3 separate regions of the Homo sapiens genome follow, and all the other regions are linked to region 1. Evidence: chromatin contacts called from ENCODE Hi-C or POLR2A ChIA-PET data. All regions are on one chromosome and are shown on one strand. The core of a region is the stretch at or near the end of the contact, and the rest is flanking DNA. Distances in the headings are between cores, read along the strand shown.

Region 1 (4,908 bases), core at 1-2,500:
AGCCCACCCTGTGTCTGAGGTGAATGAGTGGCAGGGAACCAGGGAGAAACACACTTTCCCCACCAGGTGAGCCCTGGAAACACGGACAAAAAGGGGCCTGAAGATTGAAGAGGGAAGGTAGCAGGGTTCTGTCCGAGCCAGGAGACGGGGCCTGTGCTGCTGTGGAGTTTCAAGGCCTGTCGCTTCCAGACCCAGGGTCAGCGCTGAGCTCCGCCCCAGCCGTCCTCCTCTGGAGGGGACGCTGCCAGGGAAACAGAAGACGTCCTCACCTTCCTATAGTCCCAGGCTGCTCCAGAGCCAAGCTACCCTCCGGCATCGGGTCCCTGGTTTCCAGAGGAGCCCAGACCCTGTATGTCCCACAGAATCTGGACAGAGCCAAAGGGGCTCCGCCAGGCCAGGAGGAAAAGTTAACCCCAGCAGGCGGCTGAAGCCCACGGGAGGAAGACCCCCTGGTTGGTTTGTTCCCCCAAAACCCAGTTTGCAGGGCGCCTTGTGTAGCCTGGGGCTCTGCTGCGGCTGGTGCGGGCATTGCAGGCGGCGGCTCACTTTTCAGAGCCGATGGAGGGAGCCCTGGGACATGGATCGTCCTGTGAGGTGGCAGCTGGGGGGGCCGGGCAGCGGCGGGGCCGGGGACTTGGGGCCTGACGTCCCAGTCAGATTCTGGCCTAACTTGGCCTTCAGCGAACGCCCCAGCGGAGCGGCTCCCCCCACCCCCACCCCCCGACTCCCTCACCCCCCCACACCCCCACCCCCACCCCCCGACTCCCTCACCCCCCCACACCCCCACCCCCACCCCGGCCGGGAGACCCCCTCCCCGCCCAGTGCTGCAGCCGGCCTCTGCCTTCCTTGCGCTCCCGGGCCCTCGGTCGCCCCGGACCCGCCCAGGCTGCCAACTCGCCGGGCGCCTGCAGCCTGGGGCCTGGGGAGGCGAGAAGGAGCCGCAGAGCCGGACGGGCACTGGAGGGGCGTGCGGGTGCGAGCCGGCGCCTTCCCCAACTCGGACGGACCCCGCAGCCCGCGCCCCGAGGCCTCTGGGGGAGTCGGACCCCAGCCCGCACGTGCGCGCACAAAGGCCGAGCGGCGCGCGCCCCTTCCTCCCCTCCGCGTCCCCGCCGGGGCGCGCGGCCCCACTCACCCGAGCCGTGGCGCACTAGCAGGCTCGGGCCCGGGGCCCGCGGGCCGCAGCGCAGCCCCCGCAGCGCGGAGCGCCAGAAGAGGCCGCCCATGACGCCCGGCCCGCGGGCCGCTGTGAGCGCGAGGAGCGGGCGCGGAGGGCGGTGCCAGCCCGAGACCCGCCCCCGCCCGCCCGGGAGCCCCCCGCCGCCCCGGAGCCCCCCGCCGCCCCGGACCCCCGTGGCCCGGCGCTCACGGGGGAAATGTTCAACGCCAATTTCTGTTAAAAATCAGAAGAAAAAACAAAATAATAATGAATCCTTCTCGAATTGCATTCGTCTTTACACCGACGCAACCGTTAACTATCGTTTTAACGCTTTCCCACGGAGGAAGGCCCACTCGGGAGGCTGAGGCAGGAGGATCGCGTGAGCCCAGGAGATTGAGGCTGCAGTGAGCTGTGACTGCACCGCTGCACTCCAGCCTGAGCAATAGAGCAAGACTCTGTCTCAAAAATAAATTCACGGACCAAAAGGAGGTCTAGAAGCCCTGGTCTGAGCCCCCTCCAATGGAGGGTGAAATTCCCACGTGAGCCCCAGGGCGGGAGAAGGAGGCGCTCCGGAGACGCTGACTCTGCGGCCAGGACGAGTAGGCGGGACTACAGACCCGCGCCACCACAACCAGCTAATATTTTAATTTTTTGTAGAGATGGGGCCTCCCTATGTTGCCCATGCTGGTCTCAAACTCCTGGGATCAAGAAATCCTCCTGCCTTGGCTTCCCAAGGTGCTGGGATTACAGATGTGAGCCTGGTCTGTGAATTTGAATGGGGAAAAATCCGACCTTTATTCTCAAATGGCCTCTGATGTGACTGCATTCCTCTAATTCATTCAATTGCGGATATAAGGAAGAAGCCACATTCATAGTTGCAGGGCCTGTGACTTTGTCACCAACAGAATTCACAGGTACGGTAATATTTGGGTAGATAGCACAGCATGCTACTATTTGAAATGGTTAGGTCTCCCACTGCTAGAACTTACTTAATGAGTCTTGAAAAAGCCTGTTCTTTTTGCTGCTATTGTGAATGGAATTGTTTTCTTATTTGAATTGTCCATTGCAAGTGTATAACAGACAATTGAGGTTTGTTTGTTTTCAGACAGAGTGTCGCTCTTGTTGCCCAGGCTGGAGTGCAATAATGGCATATCTCTGCTCACTGCAGCCTCCGCCTCCCAGGTTCAAGCAGTTATCCTGCCTCAGGCTCCCGAGTAGATGGAATTACAGGAGCTTGCCACCACACCTGGCTGGTGTTTTTTTTTATTTTTAGTAGAGACGGGGTTTCGCCATGTTGGCCAGGCTGGTCTCAAACTCGTGGCCTCAGGTGATCCACCCGCCTTGGCCTCCCAAAGGGCTGGGATTACAGGCGTGAGCCACCACGCCTGGCCAACAATTGAGCTTTGTGTATTGATCTTGTATCCTGCAAGCCTTCCAAATGCATTTATTAGTTCTAATAGTTTTTAATTAATTCCTTGGGAATTTCTTTGTATAAGATTGTGTCATATGGAGCGGGGCACACTGGCTCATGTCTGTAATCCCAGCACTTTGGGAGCCCGAGGCGAGCGGATCACGAGGTCAGGAGTTCAAGACCAGCCTGGTCAACGTGGTGAAACCCCGTCTCTACTAAAAATACAAAAATTAGCTGGACATGGTGGTGCATGCCTGTAATCCCAGCTACTCAGGAGGCTGAGGCAGGAGAATGGCTTGAACCCAGGAGGTGGAGCTCACAATGAGCCGAGAGCATGCCACTGCACTCCAGCCTGGGCAACAGAGCAAGACTCTGTCTCAAAAAAAAAAAAAAAAAGAAAAGAAAAAACATCATGTCATATGGGAATAGAGACGGTTTCAGTTCTTTCTTTCCAATCTGAATGCCTTTTATTTTATTTTCTTGTCTAGTTGCTCTGACTAGAATTTGCAGTACTATGGTATAAAGAAGTGACTTTCTTTCTTTTTAGAGGCTGGACTCTTGCTCAGGCCTATTATCCCAACAATTTGGGAAGCTGAGGCAGGAGGATCACATAAGCCCAGGAGTTTGAGACTAGCCAGGGCAATATAGCAAGACCCTGTCTCTTGAAAAAAAATAGTAAATAAACAAAAAATATATGAGTGAAGTGTATAGTATGTCAATTGTATCCCAATAAAGCTATTGCAAAAAGGAAAAAGCAGATATTACTATAGCGTACTCTGTTTTTTTTTTGAGACGAAGTCTCACTCTGTCACCCAGGTTGGAGTGCAGTGGCGCGATCTCGGCTCACTGCAAGCTCCGCCTCCCGGGTTCACGCCATCCTCCTGCCTCAGCCTCCAGCTGGGACTATAGGCGCCTGCCACCACGCCTGGCTAATTTTTTTTTTTTTTTGTATTTTTAGTAGAGACGGGGTTTCACCATGTTAGCCAGGATGGTCTCGATCTCCTGACCTTGTGATCTGCCCGCCTCAGCCTCCCAAAGTGCTGGGATTACAGGCATGAGCCACCGCGCCCGGCCACTATATCGTACATTTTTTAATGTTTTATTTTTGTTTTTTTAGCAACAGGGTCTCGTTCTGTCACCTGGGCTGGAGTGCAGTGGTGCAGTCATAGCTCAACTGCAGCCTTCACCTCCCAGCCTCAAGCGATCCTCCTGCCTCAGCCTCCCCAGTAACTAGGAAAACAGGCCTGAGCCACCGCACTTGGCCTAAAATATTTTGTTTTTGTTTTTGTTTTTGTTTTTGAGATGGAGTCTCACTCTGTTGCCAGGCTGGAGTGCAGTGGTGTAATCCTGGCTCACTGCAACCTCCGCCTCCCAATTCAAGCGATTCTCCTGCCTCAGCCTCCTGAGTAGCTGAGATTACAGGCACGCGCCACCACACCCGGCTAATTTTTGTTTTTTAGTAGAGATGGGGTTTCACCATGTTGGCCAGGATGGTCTCGATCTCTTGACCTTGTGATCAACCCGCCTTGGCCTCCCAAAGTGATGGGATTACGGGTGTGAGCCACCACGCCCCGCTGCCTAAAATATTTTGTTTGTTTGTTGGTGAGACATCGTCTTACTCTGTTGCCCAGGCTGGAGTGCAAGGGCATGATCTCAGCTCACTGCAACCCCCACCTCCTGGGTTCAAGCAATTCTCCTGCCTCAGCCTCCCGAGTAGCTGGGATTACAGGTGCTCGCCACCACACCCAGCTAATTTTTTGTATTCTTAGTATAGACAGGGTTTCGCCATGTTGGCCAGTCTGGTCTCGAACTCCTGACCTCAGGCGATACACCCACCGCAGCTTCCTAAAGTGCTGGGATTACAGGTGTGAGCCACTGCGCCCGGCCTGGCCTACAATATTTTGATAATTTATTTCAGTATAGTTTTTTATATTTTTATTTCCTTGTATTTTATTTTGCACATTAAAAACATGCTGAGACTGGGCGCAGTGGCTCGCGCCTGTCATCCCAGCACTTTAGGAAGCTGCGGTGGGTGTATCGCCTGAGGTCAGGAGTTCGAGACCAGACTGGCCGACATGGCGAAACCCTGTCTATACTAAAAATACAAAAAATTAGCTGGGTGTGGTGGCATGCACCTGTAATCCCAGCTACTCGGGAGGCTGAGGCAGGAGAATCCCTTGAACCCGGGAGGCAGAGGTTGCAGTGAGCTGAGATCGTGCCCTTGCACTCCAGCCTGGGTGACAGAACAAGACTCCATCTTAAAAAAAGAAAAAAAAAATTATGCTGGGCCGGACGAGGTGGCTCATGCCTGTCATCGCAGCACTTTGGGAGGCTGAGG
Region 2 (3,585 bases), core at 1,086-3,585, 390 kb before region 1:
CCTGCCCTCCCCAGGGGCACTCCAGTGTCAGCTGCTGTGAAGGTAGGAAAGGGAACAGAGACTTGGATCAGGTGACACCCTGGACCCCTAGCCTGCCTCACAGGTCACAGGGGACCAGTAGCACACAGCCCTGTGCTCAGTTCACCACCTACAACTCAAAAGGGCAAACCAGAGCCCACTCCGTCTCCGAGGCCCAGTGGATTGGCTGTGCAAAAATCACTGGGCCCAGGTTCTTCCATCTTGGGAACAGAGGAAGCCAGCCACACTTGAGTGAGAACAAGACCTCACGTCATCACTGAGCAGCTCCGTGTAGTGGCGGGGTGCAAACTCATCCACCCAGAGGCAGTGACTGGAGGCGTCTTGACCGTCAGTCGGCTCCTCCTCAGGGGCCCCCAAGGGCTGGGCTGCCTCCTCCTCCCCCGACCTGAGACTGGAGAGGACCACGTCCTGAGCCACAAACAACTCGCAGGGACCATGCCAACCCACACGCTAGGAGCTAGGAGTTGGTGCAAGAGCCAACAAGGGTCCCCAGGGCGGAAGGGCCAACCAAGTCACCTGTGCAGGGTGTCTGAAAGCTTCTGGGCCTCCTGAAGCAGCCGCTCCCGCCGCTGTGCAAACAACAGGCTGGAATCAGGAGGGCTCAGGCGGCCCCGCCACCGCCCCCCAGCAAACCCGCAGCCCCTACCTCGCCGTCGACCTGCTTCTTCAGGGAGGCTAAGGACACACCCAGCAGGTCCAGCTGGCCACCGCCTCGCCATGGGACGTGGAGGAGAGAGCCCTGTGGGGAAGGGAGGACAATTGCCTCTGGGCCCCTCCTAGGTCACAGGATTCACGTCAGCCCCCATCAGTGCTCAGGGACCCGGGTGGGACAACCCCAGTAAGCTGGCCAGTGAGGGGTGGGAGACTGGACAGGGGTGCCAAAGGAATGAAGCCATCCAGATGGGTCAGCTGCAAAGGGAAATTGGGGGCAGCTTTAGGAGAAAGGAGGAAAGGGCAAAAGCAGGAGGGGAAGCAAGGAGGCCCTCTCCACCCGAGGCCATACAAACAGGCTGGACAGCAACCTGCTGTGGGGAGGCTGTGTCCTCTAAGTCTACGCCCCATGACGCAGCCTCCCCCTCTGCACCCCTGGGGCTCTGCACAGGACCCGCTTTAAGCAAATGGCAGGGGTGAGGGGCTCCAAGGACCCTTTCCTGAGCAGCACTGGCCCACCCACCGTGCAGGAAGGCCACAGCCACGCACCTGCACCCCCGGGGCCATGGGGTCAGCACGCAGCACCAGATAAGCCCGGACGCCCTCCGTGGATGTCACGTGGACGTAGTCCTCCAAGATGGGGGGCCGCCTCAGGACGGGATTGCGGGCAGCTGGTGAGGCCCGTGTGAGACCCACGTCGGCAGCAGCTTCTGAGACTCTGGAGAGAGACCGGGGCTCAGTGGCAGAAACTCAAGCGTGGGGTCACCCTTGGATATGGGTGTCCGAGACTGCTCTCAGCCATGGAACCCTCCCCACCCCCCAGGCCTCATCCAGGGCACGGGATGGGCTCCATCTGAGTCCCACTGGACAGATGGGATGGGACGCCCATGTCCAAGCCACACACCCGTGGCCCCAAAGCTCTGCGAGGTCCTCAGGGCTCGGCGGCGGGGTGATGTCCGTCGGCGAGGAGTCGGGAGGGGGCGGCTCCTCCATCTCCTCCGATCTGAAGTTCAGCCTCTTGACCACCTGCAGCCTAGGCCGTTTGATCCTGGGGGCTGGGGGAGACACATGCAGGGAACCAGAGGCCTCCTCAGCCTCGCGCCCACTCCGGAGGCCCTGGGGCAATGCCGCCAACCTACCGTGGGGCAGGGACCCGGCCGGCTGCAGGTCGGCGTCCACCTGCCTCTTCCTGGCGCCGCCCTGGCTGCTGCCCACAGATGCGGCTGGGGCGGGACTGGAGGCCGCGTCCCCTCTGGCAAGGGCCTCCTCGAACGTCCGCGGGGGTCGGCCCGCGGTGAACAGGGGGACCCCGGAGGGCGACGGAGTCGACGCCCCTGCTGGGAGAGGAGATTGTCAGCGGCCGCCCCGAGACAGCAGATCCCGCCAGCGGCGACGTGGAGGCCCCTTCGGCCCCCGGCACGCCCTCCCCGAGGTCGCCACTGTCCCGGCTTTCGCAGCTCCTCCCCAACGGCCGGGGGCCGCGCCCCACCTTCCAGCTCTGCCAGCACCTCCAGCTCGGCCGCGAACTGGTTGTGGAAATCATCCTCGACGCCGCACAGCTCCTGCTCGTAGTCCTCCATACCGTCCGCGAGCCCGAGCTCCCGCTCCGAACCTCCCGCGCCGCCGCCGCCGTCGCGCACTGCCCGCCCCGAGCGTGCCGGGCGCCGCCAATCAGCAGCCGGCGTGCCCGGCGGCGCGCGCCATTGGTTGGCGTGGCGGAGGCGGGGCTGCGCGAGGGGTGGGCGGGGCGAGTTCCTGCTCCGCAGCCCCCGCGTCCTGTCCTGGGGAGCTCGCCATTGGCCGCCGCAGCCGCCCTTCCGCGGCGGGGGCGGGCCGGGGGCGGGCCGGGGGGGGGGGCGGGGCTGCGCGCGCAGCGGTGCAGGGCGGAAGCGCTGCCAGGCGTCCGGAGCGGAGCTTCCAGGGTCTCTGGGTCGCCAGCGCGCGGGCGCGCGGCTGGAGCCGGCGCCGGGCACGGCATCGGGGGCCTGGACTGCACGGCCCGGCAGCAGGTTGGTCTTGGCGTGGGCGTGGGCGCGGGAGGGGCTCGGAGCCAGGGTCGGCCTGCCCACCGGGCCTGTGCGGGGCGCGGGTCTGCGCGGACTGCGGGGAGCGAGGAGGCCCCAGCCCTAACCCGCGCTGCGGGCAGACCTGGCTGCCGGGCCTGGTAGTGCTGCAGCCCCTCCCCGCCCCCACCGTCGGGCAGAGGCATTCACGTGCATCCCCTGGAGGGGAGGGTCTGTGGGGAGGATCTGTGGGGCAGGTTTGGAACGGGCTCTTTCTCCAGGCTTAGGTCAGGCAGGGCCCTTCAGGTCAGCCCGGAGCAGGCTGACTCCTTGACTCCCCAGCTGACGCCCTGGGGACTGATCTCGGGGACTGAGGATGCAGGTGCACAGTAGGGCTGCGGACCCGGCTCGGTGGCTTCGCACCGGAGCCCGGGTGGGGCGGTGCGGGTACCTCTGTATGCTGGGCTGGGGGCGCACCACGTGCTCACAGCACACGCACCCACGCGTGGCTCGGCAGGCCGGCCATGGAGCCAGGCAGCGTGGAGAACCTGTCCATCGTGTACCGGAGCCGCGACTTCCTGGTGGTCAACAAGCACTGGGACGTTCGCATTGACAGCAAGGCGTGGCGGGAGACTCTGACCCTGCAGAAGCAGCTGCGGTACCGCTTTCCCGAGCTGGCCGACCCTGACACCTGCTACGGGTTCAGGTAGGGGGGGCGGCCGGAGCCCCACGGTGGCGTCTGTGGAGGAAAGTGGCTCAGACTCTGGACTCTGTCCCACTCCAGGTTCTGCCACCAGCTGGATTTCTCCACCAGCGGGGCGCTGTGCGTGGCCCTAAACAAGGCAGCCGCCGGCAGCGCGTACAGGTGCTTCAAGGAGCGGCGCGTGACCAA
Region 3 (4,908 bases), core at 1-2,500, 280 kb before region 1:
GGAGTCGGTGATTCAGAATTATCCCAAGACAGGGCGGCCTGGGGTGAGGGTCCCACCTCTCACGCTCCGCGGCAATGAGCCTGGAGAGGTAGGAGTGCAGCTCGCTCTCCTGGTGGATGCGCCGCTCCTCAATGCTGTTCCAGCGCTTCTTCTTCGCGATTCGAAGAGCGCTGGGGATGTCGTCCCCGAAGTTCAGCCGCTGCTCCTTGGCCAGGCTGTAAGCTGGGGAACGGGGGCTTCACGTCACTCTCTGGCCAGTCCACCCGCCTGGCCCCAGAGGCCCCACAACCGGGCAGCTTGTCAGCCAACCTCGCTGCAGATTGGCGATGGCCTCATCATAGCTCTCCATCTCCAGCTGGCACTGCCCCAGGAAGAAGTGCGCCTTCACAGACTGCCCGTCCAGCTCCAGGGCGCGCCGGCAGTCGGCCAGGGCCTGCTCGTGCTGCTGCATCTTCAGGTAGCACAAGGCCCGGTTGGTGTAATACACGGCCACCAGCGGGTTCCGGGTCTAGGGACCAAGGCCGGGCCAGCCGCATGAGGGCGTAGGCTCAGCGTGCCCACTCTGACCCACGGCCCGTCCCAGCTTCTGCGCTCTGGCTAGAATCAAGAAACTAGGTTTCTCAGTTGTCAAAGCCCCTGGGTCCAAGGATCTGTGCACAGTGGAGTACTGGCTGAGCCTATCCGCTTGATTCCACTTGGTTTTGTAAAGTTTTCCAAATCTTTGGAGAGTCCGGGCTTAGGACCTGGGGTCCTCAAGGGTCGAGGGCCCCTGCCCTCCCCCCACCCGGCCGGCCTCCATCCAGCATCGCACCCTCGTTCTCCGGCACCCGGCGCTGGGCTCGAGAACCACGGCTGGGCTTTGGGAGCCGAGGACACGCCCCGAAGAGGAGCCAGACCCTCGGTGGGGCCGGCCGGGCCCGGGCCCGGCCCTCCCCGGTGCCACCGCCGCCGCCCTCCCCGCGCGGGCGCACTCACGATCGCGCGGCCGTAGCAGGCCGCCGCCTCCGGGTACTTTCGGCCCACGAACAGACGATTGCCCTGCTCCTTGAGCTCCTGCGCGCTCGGGCTCTTCTCGGGGCTTCCGCCGCCAGCGCCCAGCCGTGCGCCGCCCTCCTTCTCCTCCTTGCCCTTCATGGCGCCGCGCGGCACGGCCTGGGCTCCGCTCCCAAGCTCCGCGCCTCGCGGCCCAGCGCCCGCAGCCGGAGCCCCGCAGCCCGAGCCCGCGATCCGCTCGGGCCCGGCCCAGCTCCGCCGCCGGAACTTCCGGCCGGGGGCGGGACCAGCGGGGACGCACGCGTGGGGGCGAGTGGGGCCGCGCGTGCGCCCAACCAGCCTGGACGGGGACACTGGGCCCGCGACGTCGGGGGCTGGGAGGAACGCTCCAGTTCCCTGTCCCCGCGCTCTTAAGGGTGGGCGTTCGCGTAGGCCCTGGCCTGCCCTGCTGAGGTCTCTTCGGAACCCGCCTCGGCGGCGGCCGCCACACACATTCGACTTTCCCAGTGAGATGCCTCACTTGCTTCGCTGAGGGCGCGCTCCCGCAACAGCCTGTCCCGACCACCTGGGGTTCCGCCCCTGTCCCAACGCGCAGAGACCCCTCCCCCGGCAGCCGGCCCCATCCAGAGGCCCCGCCCCCAGCAGCCGGCCCCATCCGCAGAGGCCCCGCCCCCAGCAGCCGCCCAATCCAGAGGCCCCGCCCCCAGCCGCCGGCCCCATCAGCAGAGGCCCCGCCCCCAGCCCCATCCGCAGAGGCCCCGCCCCCAGCAACCGCCCAATCCAGAGGCCCCGCCCCCAGCACCCGGCCCCATCAGCAGAGGCCCCGCCCCCAGCCGCCGCCTCCCGCCCCTGCGCGTGAACGTAGCGGCTTCCCACGCGCTGTGGGGTGTGAGGACCCCAGTCGCTGGGCTGCCATTCTGGAGCGCCACGAGAGGTGCTACGGGCGAGCGCGAGCCCCCGAGGGCGGCTGGAAGCCCCGGACTGTTGGTAGAGTGGAAGGGGATAGAGATCGGTGGGGCGAGCGTCCTCCGTGGCCAGTCCTCCCCTCACCGCCCTTCCTCAGGTATCGGGAAGAGTTGCCAGCGGCCATCAGGGGCAGAGCAGAGAAGCATGTGACAGGGAGCTGGAGCGGCTGCTGGCCTGGCAGCTTGACTGTGAAGGGCGGCCCGCCCCGAGGGCAGGGCCTCCGTAGCGCGGGTCTTCATTGGGGCGTGGCATCGGCGGGGCGGGTGTCTCCAGTGGGGGCGGGGCCTCCCTGGTGGGTCCAGCACCCCAGGCACCCTGACCTGGCCTCCCACAGAGGGGCGCTTCCGGCCACGTCTGCAGCAGCTGGTGGCCACCAATCCCCCTGAGCTGGTTGTGCACTGTTCGACCGCCACCTTCTGCCTCCTGCCAGATGTGGGGGCTGCAGTCACCGAGCTGTGTGCCCTCTGCGGTGTGGGCCCACCACAGCCTCGGGTGAGTTGGGTGGGCACGACTTGGGTACATAGGCGTTCTTGTCTGTGAAGCGGGCAGTCTGGGCCCTTGCGTGTCGCTAGGAGCAGGAACCATAGGGCCCTGGGCTGCTGGGAGCAGGGTCTCCCAGAGCTTGTCCTGATGGGGTGTGTCTGGCTGCTTCTCCTCGCTGTTCACAGCAGTCCTGGCAGCTGGAGCTCCAGAGATGGAGGCCTTCATGTCAGATGAGGCGGTGGCCACAGTGCCCGGCTGGCCGGCCCCACAGTACACCCTCAGGTACTACCTGCTGTACCTGGGCCAGGTTCAAGAGCGGGCCACAGCTCTGAGCCAAGGGGAATGAACTGTGTGTGGGCAGGTTGGGGTGGCCCGTGCCCCTGGGCCTGAGTCCGTGTGCCCCTCCCTAGCCAGTGCCTCAGGACAGTGGACTCCCTACCTAGTGGAGACAGCACTGTGGACCTGGGCTGTGGGGCAGAGGCTGTGCCCAGACCTGCTGCCCAACCTTGGCCCCAGCCTGGCCACCCACGAGGATGCTAGGCCAGCCAAGAAGCATGGAACCCAGGCCGAGTAAACTTGGCCATGGCCCAGGCCTGCTCACCTGCCACAGAACCTCAGGCCTCCGGGTCTCACTGGACGGCAGGGAGGCTGAAGAGGAGGCTGGCCACTACGGGAGCTCAATAAACACTTCCCAAACTCACGCCTGATCACACACCCGGCCTGACCACACACCTGGCCTGACCACACGCCCGGCCCCCAGCCATCCCGCGTGCCCCCAGCTCCCACAGACACAGCACCTGTGGCCCAGGAACAACTCCCACGCCTGACCCCAGGTGCAGAGATGCACAAGGAGGGAAGTCCAGGCCCCCGTGGTGGGGAGGGCCGTCGCGGTCTGTGCAGCAGGTGTGGGGGCCCTGACGAGTCTCCAGAGCCCGGGACAGCCCCCTGGTGCTGTGTAAAATATTTATTAATTATCCAAAAAGGCTCAGACCGCAAGTCCTGGGAGTGGGGGGTGGGTGGCTGGGACAGGGCCTCCTTTGAGGCCACCCACACCCAAGGGGCACAGCAGCCCTGAGACGTCCGTTCACAAAGGGCAGACGTGAAGGCCCCTGGTGGGCGGCCACCACATGCCCGAGCCCTGGCCTGTGCAGCCTCAGGTAGCCGGTCAGGGCGGTGGGGGGATGTGGGCGCCCAGCAGGTCGTAGGCGAAGACGTTCCAGAAGACGGCGAAGAGCAGGAAGGTGCCGTAGGCCAGCAGCACCACCCACCAGCCGCACTGGTCCCGCAGGCGCTCCTCGTAGCTCCGCAGGATGGTCAGGCCCATGCTCACCCCCACCACCGCGCCTGCCAGGTGCGCCATGAAGCTGGGCTGTGGGCCCGAGGCGGGCAGCGGCGGGGAGAAGCGCAGCCACACGGCCCGGCCCACCTCGGAGCTCACTGCAGAGGGACGCGGCAGGTGGGAGGTGCCCTGGCTGCAGGCTGAGAGGCCCCCCGGCCCTCCCCCCGGCCCCTACTCACTGCACACCAAGGCCAGCACCATCCTCAGCAACTTGTAGGGACATCTCATCCCAGCCCAGTTCTATGGGTGTGTGCAGACGAGAAGTGGTGAGGCTCACCTGGGGCCCCTCCCCACGCCCCCCACCGGGCAGGCCCGTTACCATGACAACGTTGGCCAGGTGTGCCGAGCACAGGGCGTAGACCCCGCCGGAGCCTCCCACCACCGGGGCCCGCATGTCGGTGATGGAGACGGTTAGGGAGCCTGTGTGAGCAAGCGGCGGGTGAGGGTGCAGCCGGCCAGGGCAGGGGGCGGGGGTGCGCGCCTGCCTCACCTGCCAGCACGCCTGCCAGGTAGAGCAGGCTGATGCGGAGCAGGCCGTGCACCATCTCCAGGGGCACCCCGATCATCAGCTGCAGGAGGGCGTTGAACCCCAGCTGCTCCAGCCTGGCCACAGGGAAGCAAACGGGTACGAAGGGTGGGGTCAGCCATCCGGCCCCACCCCCAGCCGTCACCTCAAGTTGCCGCACCTGCCTTGCGGCTAAGCCTTTCTGATGTAATGGCAGGTTGGGGCGGGGCTCACCGGGCAGCAGTGCTACTCACCCAACGTGCATGAACATGTAGGTGAGGAAGCGCCAGGCGCGGGCACGGTGCCCGGGGTGGTACACAAGGGGGCTCTTCATGTACTCGGGGTGGTAGGTCTGCAGCACCCACTTGTTGAGGCGGGCCCCGTAACACAGGAACACGATGATCTGGGGACACGAGTGTTAGGCTGGTCATGGCCAGGAGCGCGGGAGGCTCCCGGGGCAGCGGCCGGGGGGCCCACCTGGGCAAGAGTGACCGAGGCCATGAACACGGGGGGTGGGCAGCTGCGGTGACGGTAGAAGTACCAGCGGCGGTCCACCTCACAAGGCAGGATCTCGTAGGCCACGTAACGCACAAACCGCTTGTAGACACCTAGGCCTGGCTCA

What was found. A loop is a pair of places that touch in the nucleus more often than their neighbours do. ChIA-PET counts read pairs that join two places held with the same protein, here RNA polymerase II (POLR2A). Pooled maps may share reads with other maps.
Region 2: a loop to region 1 is called in a pooled map, with 20 times the contacts of the local background. The contact joins the promoter of CHTF18 here to the promoter of NME4 in region 1. A Hi-C loop is called at or near these places in 6 of 37 single-sample maps with no recorded cell type and 9 of 50 pooled maps. POLR2A ChIA-PET finds 5 or more read pairs at or near these places in 1 of 52 experiments (A673).
Region 3: a loop to region 1 is called in a map of K562, with 6 times the contacts of the local background. The contact joins the promoter of STUB1 here to the promoter of NME4 in region 1. A Hi-C loop is called at or near these places in 20 of 168 maps with a recorded cell type or tissue (A673, B cell, CD4-positive, alpha-beta memory T cell and 14 more), 29 of 37 single-sample maps with no recorded cell type and 33 of 50 pooled maps. POLR2A ChIA-PET finds 5 or more read pairs at or near these places in 8 of 52 experiments (A673, B cell, GM12878 and 5 more).

Annotation. Positions count from the first base shown.
Region 1 is chr16:393,541-398,448 of GRCh38, reverse strand. NME4 (NME/NM23 nucleoside diphosphate kinase 4) reads right to left here and starts at 1,250. Exons shown (of 5, transcript NM_005009.3): 1 at 1,136-1,250. The coding sequence starts at 1,226. RefSeq lists silencers at 620-689, 830-1,319 and an enhancer at 1,610-1,659.
Region 2 is chr16:787,370-790,954 of GRCh38, reverse strand. It overlaps CHTF18 (chromosome transmission fidelity factor 18), which reads right to left and starts at 2,335. Exons shown (of 22, transcript NM_022092.3): 1 at 2,180-2,335; 2 at 1,830-2,024; 3 at 1,595-1,745; 4 at 1,240-1,408; 5 at 686-778; 6 at 556-608; 7 at 289-430. The coding sequence starts at 2,270. It overlaps RPUSD1 (RNA pseudouridine synthase domain containing 1), which reads left to right and starts at 2,574. Exons shown (of 6, transcript NM_058192.3): 1 at 2,574-2,699; 2 at 3,211-3,399; 3 at 3,478-3,585. The coding sequence starts at 3,218. RefSeq lists silencers at 2,042-2,101, 2,282-2,741, 2,762-2,851 and an enhancer at 3,301-3,585.
Region 3 is chr16:676,752-681,659 of GRCh38, reverse strand. It overlaps STUB1 (STIP1 homology and U-box containing protein 1), which reads right to left and starts at 1,250. Exons shown (of 7, transcript NM_005861.4): 1 at 976-1,250; 2 at 310-508; 3 at 57-222. The coding sequence starts at 1,134. It overlaps RHBDL1 (rhomboid like 1), which reads right to left. Exons shown (of 8, transcript NM_001278720.2): 3 at 4,764-4,908; 4 at 4,541-4,689; 5 at 4,272-4,384; 6 at 4,101-4,201; 7 at 3,961-4,021; 8 at 3,392-3,879. The coding sequence ends at 3,608. It also overlaps the pseudogene STUB1-DT. RefSeq lists enhancers at 1-471, 442-491 and silencers at 1,172-1,381, 1,662-1,771.